2 separate regions of the Homo sapiens genome follow, and region 2 is linked to region 1. The links are chromatin contacts, found by Hi-C or POLR2A ChIA-PET in ENCODE. All regions are on one chromosome and are shown on one strand. Each heading gives the region's core, a stretch centred on a gene start or an enhancer-like site at or near the end of the contact. The rest is flanking DNA. Distances are from core to core; before and after follow the strand shown. Region 1 holds the start of RPS16 (ribosomal protein S16). Region 2 holds the start of COQ8B (coenzyme Q8B).

Region 1 (6,305 bases), core at 3,197-5,696:
AATATCCAGCCTGTGAATATAGTACTGTCTTTGTAGATGTGGGATCCTTGTGCAGTGTACAACATTCACATCCATACATGGTGGTCCTATCTATCTTATAGGATTGGTGTACAGAGTAAATAAGCTAACATACTTAAAGCATTTAAACCAATACCTGGCACAGAGTAAACACTATTTACATGCAGCTGTAGTCATCATCATCATTTGTTATTATATACCTCCCTATTCTAGGTGTTGGAGACAGCAGTGAGCAAAATATATCTGTCAAGGCTAGGGGCTGGGTCAGGAGATAGTCCCACTACTTCCTCCCCGCAACATATTCATATGGTCACACAGCAGCCCTCACACATGGAGACCACTGAATTCTCTCAAAACCTGCAACTGCAGAAAGAAGCGAATGCAATACTCACTGAGAGATCATCTGGGGTGTAGAGGGTGTCATCATTTTTGTTTTCCTACAGTTCAGGGGTAAGGAGGAGAATCAGATCTTGGAGGGAAAGAGGCTGACCCTTCCTCAAACACACCCCCTACCACGCCCCATCAATTGGCCCACCCCGTCTGCTGGCTCTGCTCCCCACTCGCTGGTATCTTCAGAGGGCTGCAAGGAAGTAAAAAGGCTCCCTCCAGCAGAGGGGCGGGCGTTCCTAGGCCCTCCCAGGGCTGTACAAGCAGGAGGATGATCCACAGAAGCAACATGGGCACCTTGCTCACTCCCAGGCCTTCTCTGGTGCTTGGCCTGGGGTTCTGGAAGAGAGAGGTACAGGAAGGGGGAGCAGACTGGAAGGCTGAAGTGGATGAGGGGAACTCCCCCGCCACCCCTCATCCCATCCCCTGCTTGCTCCACTCAAGCCACAGATAATTCAGGGAGTGTGCCCATAGAGGCTGGGGAAAGATGGTGACCCCAAAGTCAGGAGGGCTTAGGTCAGAGCGCTCCCTGACTCCCAAGCTCAGGGACGATACGAGACTTAGCAAATGTGTGAAGATCAATCTGGAGAGACGAGAGAACCTGAACTCCCCTGCCCAACAGGCCCTTAAGACAGTGCAGGCTAGGCCAACCGCTGTGGCTCACACCTGTAATCCCAGAACCTTGGGAGGCCGAGGTGGGCGGATCACTTGAGGTAAGGAGTTCAAGACCAGCCTGGCCAACACGATGGAACCCTGTCTCTACTAAAAAATACAAAAATTAGTGGCCAGGCACAGTGGCTCACACTTGTAATCCCAGCACTTTGGGAGGCCGAGGCAAGTGGATCACTTGAGGTCAGGAGTTCAAGACTAGTCTGCCCAGCATAGTGAAACCCTGTCTCTACTAATAAATACAAAAATTAGCTGGGCATGGTGGTGCATGCCTTTAATCCCAGCTACTTGGAAGGCTGATGCAGGAGAATTGCTTGAACCCAGGAAGCTGACGTTGCAGTGAGCTGAGATCAAGCCACTGCCCTCCAGTCTGGGCGACAGAGCGATACTCCATCTCAAAAAAAAAAAAGAAAAATTATTAGTCAAGCATAGTGGTGGAGGCCCGTGATCTGGGCTACTCAGGAGTCTGAAGCAGGAGAATCTGTAATCTCAGCTACTCCAGAGTCTGAAGCAGGACAATCACTTGAACCGGGGAGGTGGAGGTTGCAGTGAGCTCAGATTGCATCACTGCATTCCAGCCTGGGTGACACAGACTCTATCTCAATTTAAAAAAAAAAAAAGAAAAAGTACAGGTAGAATGTGTGCATCCTCTCATCTGCCTGTGTCTTCATTGGAAAACACCTGTGCTAGCCTTTATCTGTGTCTGCAAGTGAATATTTGAGGTCTCTGCTCTATTTATTTTATTTTATTTATTTATTTTTGAGACAGAGTTTATTTATTTATTTATTTTTGAGACAGAGTCTTGCTCTGGCGCCCAGCCTAGGGTGCAGTGGCGACATCTCAGCTCACTGCAACCTCCGCCTCCCGGGTTCAAGCGGTTCTCCTGCCTCAGCCTCCCTTGTGGCTGGGATACAGGCACCTGCCACCATGCCCAGCTGATTTTTGTATTTTTAGTAAAGGCGGGGTTTCACCATGTTGGCCAGGCTGGTCTTGAACCCTGGGCTCGAGTGATCCTGCTGCCTTGGCCTCCCAAAGTGCTGGGATTATAGGTGTGAGCCACTGCACCTGGCCTCTGTCTCAAGTATTTTGGAAACATCATGCCTGCCTTTATCTCTTTTTTGTCTGAGGGTTGGCCTCTCTGCCTCTAAATCTGTCACTGGGCTTGTTTTGGGGGTCCATCTCTTGACTGTCCTGGTCTCTCCCTTTTCTCCTCCTCTTCTCCCTTGGCCTTTCATCTTTCTCTTCTTCTCCACTTGTGCCTACATTTCTTTGGGCTGTGTCTGTGTCCCTCCCGGTCAGCCTCTGGGTACTTCCTTCCTCCCTCCCAACAGCCCCCTCCCCCCTCACCCTTTTAGAGCTGGACTCCGGGCTGGCTTTTCCCTCTGGCCCCAGACCTGCCCTCCAGTGTCTCCCTGTCTCCACCCTCTTTGGCAAGGTGCACCACGACGCCCTTTTGAACCCTGGATCCCAGACCCTGTACTGCCAGAGAAACTGAGGCAACTGTGGGCTCCCTCTAGCTCTGAGAGAGGAACCTCTTCGCTGGGGAGACTCTTGATGGGGTGAGACGCAGGGACATCTGCCGGGGAACCAGAGGACAACCCAATCCTGGGGTTCCTCAGGTGGGGTTGGGGGGCTGGGGATGGAGAATTCTGTGGGGAGGAGGCTTAAGTGGAGGGTGATTTGGGGGAGAGGAAAAAGATGACTGGGAGATTCTGGAGAAAGAGATTCTAGGGGCTGGGCGCGGTGGCTCACGCCTGTAATCCCAGCACTTTGGGAGGCTGAGATGAGTGGATCATTTGATGTCAGGAGTTCGAGACCAGTCTGGCCAATATGGTGAAACCCCGTCTCTACTACAAATACAAAAATTAGCCGGGCGTGGTGGTGCATGCCTGTAATCTCAGCTACTCAAGAGGCTGAGGCAGGAGAATCGCTTTAACCGGGGAGGCAGAGGTTGCAGTGAGCAGAGATCATGCCACTGCACTCCAGCCTGGGCGACAGAGCAGGACTCTGTCTCAAAAAAAAGAAAAAAAAAAAACAAAAAACAGAGAGATTCGGCCGGGCGTGGTGGCTCACGCCTGTAATCCCAGGACTCTGGGAGGCTGAGGCGGATCACATCACCTGAGGTCAGGAGTTCGAGACCAGCCTGGCCAACGTGGTGAAACCCCATTTCTACTAAAAATACAAAAAACGACCAGGGCGTGGTGGTAGACGCCTGTAATTCCAGCTACTCGGGAGCCTAAGGCAGGAGAATCTCTTGAACCCGGGAGGCGGAGGTTGCAGTGAGACGAGATCGCACCACTGCACTCTAGCCAGGGCAACGAGCGAAACTCCGTCTCAAAAAAAAGAGAGAGATTCTAGGGTGGGGACGGGGAAGAGGTTAATTCTTGGGGGAGGGTCTCTTAGGAGAGGGGGATTCTAACGGAGGGAAAACTCCAGGGAAGGCAGTTGCTGGGAAGAGGAGTCTCGGAAGGGAAATAAACTCAGGAGAAAGGTAGATTTTGAGGGACGGGTCTCTGAGAGAAAAGTTTTTGTGGATTTGCGGGGCGGGGTGTTCTGGGAAAGGGGGATTTGCCGGGAAAGGGGGATTTGCCGGGAAAGGGAGATTCTGGAGGAGGGAGATTCCAGGGGTACTGGGTCCTGACAAGAGAAAGATTCTGGGAAGGGTGACTGAGGGGACGAGGACCGAATGGAGGGAGATTCAGGGAAAAGGGGGGTCTAAGTTGAGCACTCTTAAGAGGGACATTTGGGGTTGGCCATCTGAGAGAAGGATGGGAAACATTCTGGGAAGAGGAAACTGAAAGGAAGGACATTCTGGTGAAAGGGAGATTCTGAGGGGAAGGGGCTCTGAGGGGAAAAGGATTCTGGGAGAGGATCCCCAAGGAGGGGGATTCTAGGGAGGATAGGATTCTGGAAGTCCTTAATCTGAGAATCCAGCCAGATTTCTTGCAGTAGATTCCAAAGGAAGATTCTGATGCGGGGGATTCGGGGAGGAGGGAGTCCAGAGGGGAGAAAGATTACAGGTGTTGGGAGGGTGGGAACTGATTTAAAGAAAGGGCGAAGGGAGATTATTAAAGAGCCAGAATGCAAAGAAGAGCTGCGGTAGTCGACTACAGAGGACGCGAAGCACACTCCCGCAGCCTTCCCTTCAGTCCGCACACGACACTCCCAGGCCCCGCCCCTTCCGCCCACAGAGCCCGCCACTTCCGCCTCACAGGGCCCGCCCGCTCTGAGCGCCTAAGGGCCTTCCCGCCGCTGACCAGACGCCCCGCCCGTTAGCCGCAACAGAAGCCGTAAAGCTCTCTCCCGTCGCGACGCAGTGCTCAAGGCGCCTGCGCAGACCCTGAAAAGCGGCCAGGGTGGCCCCTAGCTTTCCTTTTCCGGTTGCGGCGCCGCGCGGTGAGGTTGTCTAGTCCACGCTCGGAGCCATGCCGTCCAAGGGCCCGCTGCAGTCTGTGCAGGTCTTCGGACGCAAGGTGAGCCAGACGCCGGATGGGAAGGGGAGGGGAAGGAGAAGGCCAGGGTCTGGGAGAGGTCGGTGGGCAGGAATCTAGGGGGTAACATGGGAGCTGGAGCCGGAGCTCACGGGGCCCCTGTTTCTCTTGTATCTTACAGAAGACAGCGACAGCTGTGGCGCACTGCAAACGCGGCAATGGTCTCATCAAGGTGAACGGGCGGCCCCTGGAGATGATTGAGCCGCGCACGCTACAGTACAAGGTGCTGGGATCCGGCACCGGCGTTGAGTGGATGGAGGACTCTTGGAGACAGAGATGTTGTAGCTCTTGAAAGCTGGGGGGGCTGGCATCAGCAACGGGATGTTTAGAAGTTGTGTTGGGTGTAGAACAGTGGGGTATTTGGCAATAGAGCTGGGCTTGGGGTTCAGAAGATGTAAAAGCTGAGATGGGGTTGTTGAAGATTAAGGGTTTGCTTTGAGAACTGGGATGTTAGGAAGCTCACCTCACTGGGGCGGGGGGACCCAAAGGGTGAAGGGACACCGACTATTTTTTATTTTATTTATTTGTTTTGAGAGGGAGTCTCGCTGTGTCGCCCAGGCTGGAGTGTAGTGGCGCGATCTCGGATCACTGCAACCTTCGCCTCCCGGGTTAAAGCGATTCTCCTGCCTCAGCCTCTTGAGTAGCTGAGATTACAGGCATGCACCACCACGCCCGGCTAATTTTTGTATTTTTAGTAGAGACGGGGTTTCGCCATATTGGCCAGAGTGGTCTCGAACTCATTACCTCAGGTGATCCACCAGCCTCGGCCTCCCGAAGTGCTGGGATTGCAGGCGTCAGCCACCGTGTGCGGCCGAATTTGGGTCTGTTTAAATGCTTGCTTGTAAAAGGGGTTCCTCTGTTCCCTTTTTGGGACTCTCAATTTCTTTGGCTCAGAATGGAAAGAAACCAGAGTCTGATTTCTGCCCCTTCTGAACTCTACTACTTTTAAAAGAAAGAATATCTACATTGCAGGGTCAGTTAAAAAAATTTTTTTTGAGTTATAAGGTTCTTTTTTAAAAACAGTATCTTGCTGTCACCTACCCTGGAGTGCAATAGCACAATCCTAATGAACTGCAGCCTTAAACTCCTGAGTTGGAGATCCTCCCACCTCAGCCTTTCGGTTGCCAAGACTACAGGCACATCACCACGCCTGGCTCATTTGAGAAATATTTTTCTGTAGACGTGGGGTCTCACTTTATTGCCCAGGCTGGTCCTTGGTCTCATGTGATCCTTCTGCCTGGACTGGGATTACAGGTGTGATCACCATGCCTGGCCTAGAATTTAATAAAAATTCTGAGATTTCCTTTGTGTAGCAGATGTTGAATGTTACTGTTATTGGCTGTCACTGTATTTGAAGGATTTGTATGTGTACCCTCTGTTGAGTTTTGGGGACATAGCAGTGATCCAGATGACTTAAGGTCTTGCCTTCATGGACCTGCCAGCCTAGTTGGGGAGAAGGACTGGGCCCAATACCAGAAGCTGATCCAAAGTGGTCAGAACTGGGGAAGGAGACCTGTGAGCTGAAAGCAGGTAAAGGAAGTATCCAGACAGAGGCACTGGTAAAAGACCTGGAGCTGGGAAGGGTCTAGGGACCAGGGACAGGTTGTACTGTAATTCTGGAAACCTGTGAGGCTCAAAGAAAGGGCAGAGAGCTCAGGTGGGAAATAGAAAAGGCACCTGAACAGTCCAGGGATGGCTTTCGACTACTTGAAACAGCCTTGGGAGTTTCAGAAGCTATTG
Region 2 (6,305 bases), core at 3,469-5,968, 1.3 Mb before region 1:
TGAGGTCAGGAGCTCAGAACCAGCCTGGCCAACATAGTGAAACCCACTCTCTACTAAAAAAAAAAATTAGCCGGGCGTGGTGGCGTGCGCTTGTAGTCCCAGCTACTTGGGAGGCCGAGGCAGGAGAATCACTTGAACCCGGGAGGCTGAGGTTGCAGTGAACTGAGATCTCGCCACTGCACTTCAGCCTAGGCAACAGAGTGAAACTCCGCACTGCACGCCCTCCAAAAAAAAAAAAAAAGTTAGATCCAATGGTTTATCTGGGCTTTCTCGGATTTTTTTCACAATGGTCTCAGCTTATATGCCCCTTCCTCCAGGAAGCCCTCTCTGATACCCTGTGTCTGGCCAGTGACCTCCTTCTGGGCTCACACATCCTCCTGACCACTCTGAACTGTGACTGTCGGCTGATTGGTCTGTCTCTTTCATGGGCCTGGGAGCTCCATGAGTGTCTTGGTCACTGCTGTTTCCCCAGCAAAGCTAACATAGGACCAAATACATGGTAGGGGCTTAGGGAGTGATTTTTGTCTCATTAGAAGAATAGGATAGCACACCTGTAATCCCAGCACTTTGGGAGGCTGAGGCAGGAGGATCACTTGAGCCCAGGAGTTCAAGACCAGCCTGGGCAAGATAGCAAGACCCCATCCCTACCAAAAAAAGAAAAAGAAAGAGAACACAATTTTAAAAAAAGGACAGGATGGTGAGAAGGAAGGAAGGAGGAAAGGGAGAAAGGAAGCTGAGCCTTTACGGTCAGAGAGGATTTCAAAATTAAGGGAGAAGGAAGCACGGGTATGCTGGGCAGTGGGAACGGCTTGAGCAATGCGTGGAGGCAGGACAACAGAAGAGTGTTCAAGGAACAGTGTGTACTCAGGCCTAGTTACAGCAGAGGGGGTCAGGAGGAGGGAAGGAAGTCGATTCTGGGAAGGCGCCTGGAGACCGGAGGCTCCAAACGCAGCACTGAGCCCCTGACTGCTCTCAGAGAGGGCACCTGAGCAGACAAAGCTGGGCCATGGAGGCAGATTCTGGAAGGATGAGAAAAAAACTGGAGATAGGGAGGCCTGGGAGGGAGACAAGTTAGGAACAGATCTACACACTGGAGGGTTTAAACGATGGGTTTGAAACTCAGCCAGAACTGAGTTAGAATCCTGGCTCTGACTTGACGTGGCCAACCCTAAGCAAAGAATCTCTCACCTCTCTATGCCTCAGCTTCCCCATCTGTTGTTTTTGTTTTTTTTTTTTTGAGACCGAGTCTTGCTCTGTCACCCAGGCTGGAGTGCAGTGGTGCAATCTCGGCTCACTGCAACCTCCGCCTCCCACATTCAAGCGATTCTCCTGCCTCAGCCTCCCAAGTAGCTGGGATTACAGGTGCCCGCCATCACACGCCTGGCTAATTTTTGTATTTTAGTAGAGACAGGGTTTCATCATGTTGGCCAGGCTGGTCTTGAACTCCTGACCTTAGGTGATCCCCCTGCCTCGGCCTCCCAAAGTGCTGGGATTACAGGCTTGGGCCACTGAGCCTGGCCCCCATCTGTTGAATGGAGACAATCTCAGTGCTGTCATAAGGACTCAGAGTTAACACATACAAAGCCCTTAATTAAGATAGATGCTATTTTAAGATAAAAAATGACAGAAAAAAATTGACAAAAAAGACTAAAAAAAAAAAAGAAGAAAAAACTTAAAACAGTGTCTGGTGTACAGTAAGGATTAGAATTATTTGATCTGCATCTTGCAAGGTGATATCCTTGGACAAGTGACTTGAATTCTCTGTGCCTCAGTTTCCTCATCTGTAAAAGGGGATAATAATAGTATCTACCTCAGCCGGGTGCAGTGGCTCATGCTGGTAATTCCAGCACTTCGGGAGGCTGAGGCGGGTGGATCACTTGAGGTCAGGAGTCTTGAGGTCAGCCTGGCCAACATGATGAAACCCTGTCTCTACTCAAAATACAGAAATGAGCCAGGTGTGGTGGCGGGCACCTGGTGTCTCACCTACTCAGGAGGCTGAGGCAGGACAATCACTTGAACCCAGGAAGTGAAGGCTGCAGTGAGCCGAGATGGCACCACTGCACTCCAGCCTGGGCAACAGAGCGAGACTGTCTCAGAAAAAAAAAAAAAGTATCTACCTCATTAGGGTTGCTGCGAGGAGTGAGTGAGTTAATAAAAGCACAGCACTTAGCACAGGGCTAAACATGAGTGAGTGCTAATTGTTGTTGTTATTATTATTATTATTATTATTATTATTCACCCACTTCCAGCTCAGCTGTTCTGAGATGCCAAGGAAGTGAGAGGGCAGGCAGAGAGAAAAAAGCAATGGGGCCCAGGAGGGTCAGCCCCTGCACACAGGCACAGGCACGTCAAGGCAGGTCTGTCTCTCACAGCTAGGGCCACATGTGTGAACACGTCCCCAAGGAAGGCATGTGGGGTGAAGCGGGGCTCAGGGCAGACTCCAGCCAGGGGCCCCAGAGCAAAAAGAGGCCTCAGCAGGCAAGCTGGCAAGCTGATGGACTCCGGACTCGGCTCCCAGCCCCACGGCTCCCAGCCCCACGTGAGGCTCTCCAGTTTCACACCGGCCTCTGCTCTGTCCCGCCCTCCCTGAACCTGCCCGGCCGGTCCTCCTGATTCACCAGGGGAGAGCCACACCCAAGCTGGGGGTGACGGTGGACAAAGTAAACAAGAGTGTTCAGGGGGCTCCTTGGGGATGTAGGGGTCACAGGGGAGACCAGGTGGGCTCCCGGCTAGGCCAAGGATCCTTTGGCGTTTGGGGTCACACAGCCCTTTTGCGAATCTGATGCAAGCTGGGGGAATCGCTTTGCTCCCTAGAAAAATGTACATACAAATAGGCTAAGGGGTGGTGAAGGTTTGTGACCCTTTAAGACAGCCACAGGCCCCAGATTAAGAAATGTGGGGTAGAAAGTGCACCCTGCCTGTCTCCCTATCCCAGTGTTCTTCAGATTCCAGAGGATTAGACAGATGTCAGACCGTCGCTGCAACAATGTATGTGAACACGCACGGCAGGCTCCTTAGTCCTACAATTTCAGGGGTTCCTGGGCCCCATAAAGTCGGTCAGTGGCCCTCCATTGTAGACCCCCAGGAGTGGAGACAGTGCAGGAAGGGGAAAGGAGAGAATTAAGAAGGGGTGCCTGGAGTGAATTAGTAACCTGGCTGTCAGAGGGAGGAGGTCAGTGGATGGAAGAGGTTCCCGGAGATGAAATTGCTGGTGGGCAACTAACAGTAAATGGGTAGAGAACTTCCTAAGCAAAGGCGGAGGAATAAGGAGTTTTGCGTGATGTGGCTCAAGGGCAGGATGGGTCCCACTCACCCCAGACCTGTCCTCGGGATCGCTGGCACCTCCGCCCCCGGCCACCACGTCATCCTCAGACTCGTCGAAAGAAGAGGCAGAGGAGAAGCCGCCGCTGCCCCCCTCAACCCGGGAGGGGGGTCCCACTGGCTGGGCCTCAGGCTCAGGGGTCTCAGGGGTAATGATGAGGCGGGGCACAGGGCACAGGGGGCTACACTTCAGGTGAGAGTACAGGTGAGTCAGCAATTCTCCAGGCTCTGGTTCCTCTAATGGGCCATCCTCAGGCTCTCCCAAGAGGCAGTCTGTCCCAGGTGCTGTCTGGGAACCGTCAGTGCTAGGTTGTGTCCAGGAGCCATCAGTATCCTGTTGTATTTGGAAACCACCAGTGCCAGGCTGTTTCCTGGCTGCTTCAGTATCCTGTTTTTTCTGGGAGCCATCAGTATATGGCTCTGTCCAGGGACCTTCAATATCCTGTTGTGTCCTGGAGCCATCAGTATACAATTCTTTCCAGGAGCCATCAGCACTTGGCTCTTTTGAGGGACAGGCTCCTTCTGGGTGAGTCTGGAGGCTGGAACTGTTCTGGTGGGTCCAGAGGTTATCAGCCCAGGACTTGACCCTCTCTGGCTGAGTCTGTGACCCATGCGTTTCCAGCTCTGTCCAGGGCCCATGAACCCCTGGCTGTGTCCAGGGGCTGGCCTCCTCGGGCTGAAACTGGAGGTCGGACCTGTGCGGATCAGTCCAAAGGCCATCTGTCCCGGTCTCCGTCCAAAGACAAGTCGTCTCCAGCTCTGACCAGCTCCATTCTAGATGCGTCCGGAGGCTGGACCTGTCTGGCTCCGTCTTTTGCTTGGGCCTCTCGGTCTCTACTCCAAGGCCAGCTGCCGCGGGCTCAGTCTGTCCGTCTGTCCAGAATTCTGCCTGCGGACTCTCTGTCCCCGGCGCAGGCCCGAGGCCGGCCCTCTCAGGCTCGCTGTGGAGGCTGGACCCCTCTGTCCGGGCCCAGGGCCCGCCCCCCTCCGGCCGCCCCGCCGGGGCCCCTGCGCCGGGCCCAGGTCGCTGCTGTCCCGGCTGCCGCCGCCGCCCTCCTCGCGGCGCCTCCAGTCCCATGCGGGCCGCCGCGGGCAGCGCCCCGGCCTCCGCCTCGTTCAGGCTCCCACGGCACGGGCAGCGCCTCATGCCCGCTCCTTCGGTTCGGGCTTCGGCCGACCCGGCCCCTCCTATCCCTTTAAATCCCGCGAGGGGTGTGGCTGGGGAGCCCCGACTCCCGGGTTCCGGCCCGCGGAGCTCCAGCCCGCCCCGCCGCGCAAGGGTTAACCGATACTCCCCTCAAAGGGGAAAGCCCCGAAGCCCCGCCCCACCGGACGTGACGGAACGGAACGAGACGGAGCCTTGTCCGACTCCGCCTCCCAAGGGGAGGGGGTTTGCCTCTGAGCATCCGAAGCGCGGCCAGGTATGCATCTAGGGCACCGGGGTCCTGGTGGCGCGCCAGTGGGCCCCCTCCCTCCACCCCTGTGACTAAACCACCCTCCCTACACGGTTGAATGACAAGTTCAACCTTCCCTAAAACCCCCGGTGACGAGTCCAGCCGCGCGCCCATTCTTCACGCAGGGGCGGGACGGACTTTCAAAGACTTGGAGTTCCCACGGGTGTGGGTTCGAGACCTTCCTCTGCCAGTTCCCAGCTCCGCTACCCTGAGCAAATGACTTACGCTCCATTGGATTTTCCGTAAGAAATCTCTGTCATGTATAGAGTACTTGTTCTGTATCAGACCCTGACACGATTTCAGTTCATTCTCCAAGGCTGAACAATAGGGATGCCAGGGCTCCATTTTACACGTGAGAACAGAGGCTCAGAGATCTGCCGGCCTCTACCCTTTGCTTGCAGCTACGGGGCTATCTGACATGATCTCATGTATGTGAAGCATGTGGCCCCGGGCCTGGCACTGTCAGTTGTAGCCCAGTAGGATTATTTATTGTCCTAGGTGATTTTGATATATTTTGCCCCCAAGGCTGAGCTGCCACCCAGCTCCTGAGTCAGCCGTTCACCTCTGAAGGGGGAGAGGAGGTGGTTTGTCTTGAAATTGAGTCAACTGGGGGAGACATTGGGCACAGGTCCAAGGCTCTAAAATGAGTCACCTTTTCACAGACCAATGAGAGAAATCGAAGGCAGGAGCCCACCTAGTACCTCATACAGGTTGGGAAGGAGAAGTCCAGAGAGGGATGAGGGCTTTTCTGAGGTCACACAGTACGGGAATAGAGACAAAGAGGCCTGATTCCCGACAAGAGGGGTTGGGGCAGCGGGGTTCTGTGGGGGAAGCATCGGCATCCCTCCCTCTCCCAGTGGTGGGAAAGATGCCCCAACCAGATGCCTCTATTCCAGACTGTGAGAAGTGGGTGAGTCAGCCTGTTGTGGGGAGAGCAGGCTTTCCAACGCGCGCGCGCACACACACACACACACACACACACAGAGAAAGAAAGATAGGATGGGAGGTGGTTTTCTGGGATGCCAAGGTTCCTGACTCAGCACTGGGAATCTTGGCTGAGTGTGTTCTGGGAAATGTCAGGCCTACAGGAAGCAGAGGGCTCCCAGTCGCACCATTCCGCAGGTGGGCGGGGAGCGGAGAGAACAGGGTGTGTGAGGGAACAGAGACTCAGTGTGCAAGTGGGGGGGAGGGTATGTACACGAGAGAGTTGAAGGCGTGAGCGGGAAACAGTTGGCAAGCAAGGCAAGGGATTTATATGCACAAGGAAGGAGGTTGGGTGCCAGAATGTGGGTGTTTGTGCAAAGTGGAGGGGCTCCATGTGCAAGGGAAATGTTTGCTGGGAAGAATGTGTATTCAAAGGAATTGTGTTGAGCCTGCCAGGGGTAAAAATAAGAAGGGGGGTTGGCAAGATATTCGTGCAGAAGAGAGGCGTCAGGTTTGTAAGGGAGACTTTGCAAGAAAGTGTAGGGAACAGAAGGGTCTGTCGCGTACAAGGCACTTTGAGGTGAGTGGAAGGGCAGACAGGGCACG

What was found. A loop is a pair of places that touch in the nucleus more often than their neighbours do. ChIA-PET counts read pairs that join two places held with the same protein, here RNA polymerase II (POLR2A). Pooled maps may share reads with other maps.
Region 2: a pooled map shows a loop between it and region 1 (6-fold over the local background). The contact joins the promoter of COQ8B here to the promoter of RPS16 in region 1. A Hi-C loop is called at or near these places in 1 of 168 maps with a recorded cell type or tissue (naive thymus-derived CD4-positive, alpha-beta T cell) and 6 of 50 pooled maps. POLR2A ChIA-PET finds 5 or more read pairs at or near these places in 1 of 52 experiments (BJ).

The regions. Positions count from the first base shown.
Region 1 is chr19:39,434,090-39,440,394 of GRCh38, reverse strand. RPS16 (ribosomal protein S16) reads left to right here and starts at 4,446. Exons shown (of 5, transcript NM_001020.6): 1 at 4,446-4,547; 2 at 4,687-4,788. The coding sequence starts at 4,500. RefSeq lists enhancers at 2,241-3,009, 4,673-5,252 and a silencer at 4,193-4,292.
Region 2 is chr19:40,715,299-40,721,603 of GRCh38, reverse strand. It overlaps COQ8B (coenzyme Q8B), which reads left to right and starts at 4,718. Exons shown (of 15, transcript NM_024876.4): 1 at 4,718-5,017. ITPKC (inositol-trisphosphate 3-kinase C) reads right to left here and starts at 4,492. Exons shown (of 7, transcript NM_025194.3): 1 at 3,314-4,492. The coding sequence starts at 4,468. RefSeq lists enhancers at 1,967-2,668, 5,172-5,251 and silencers at 4,242-4,601, 5,922-5,971.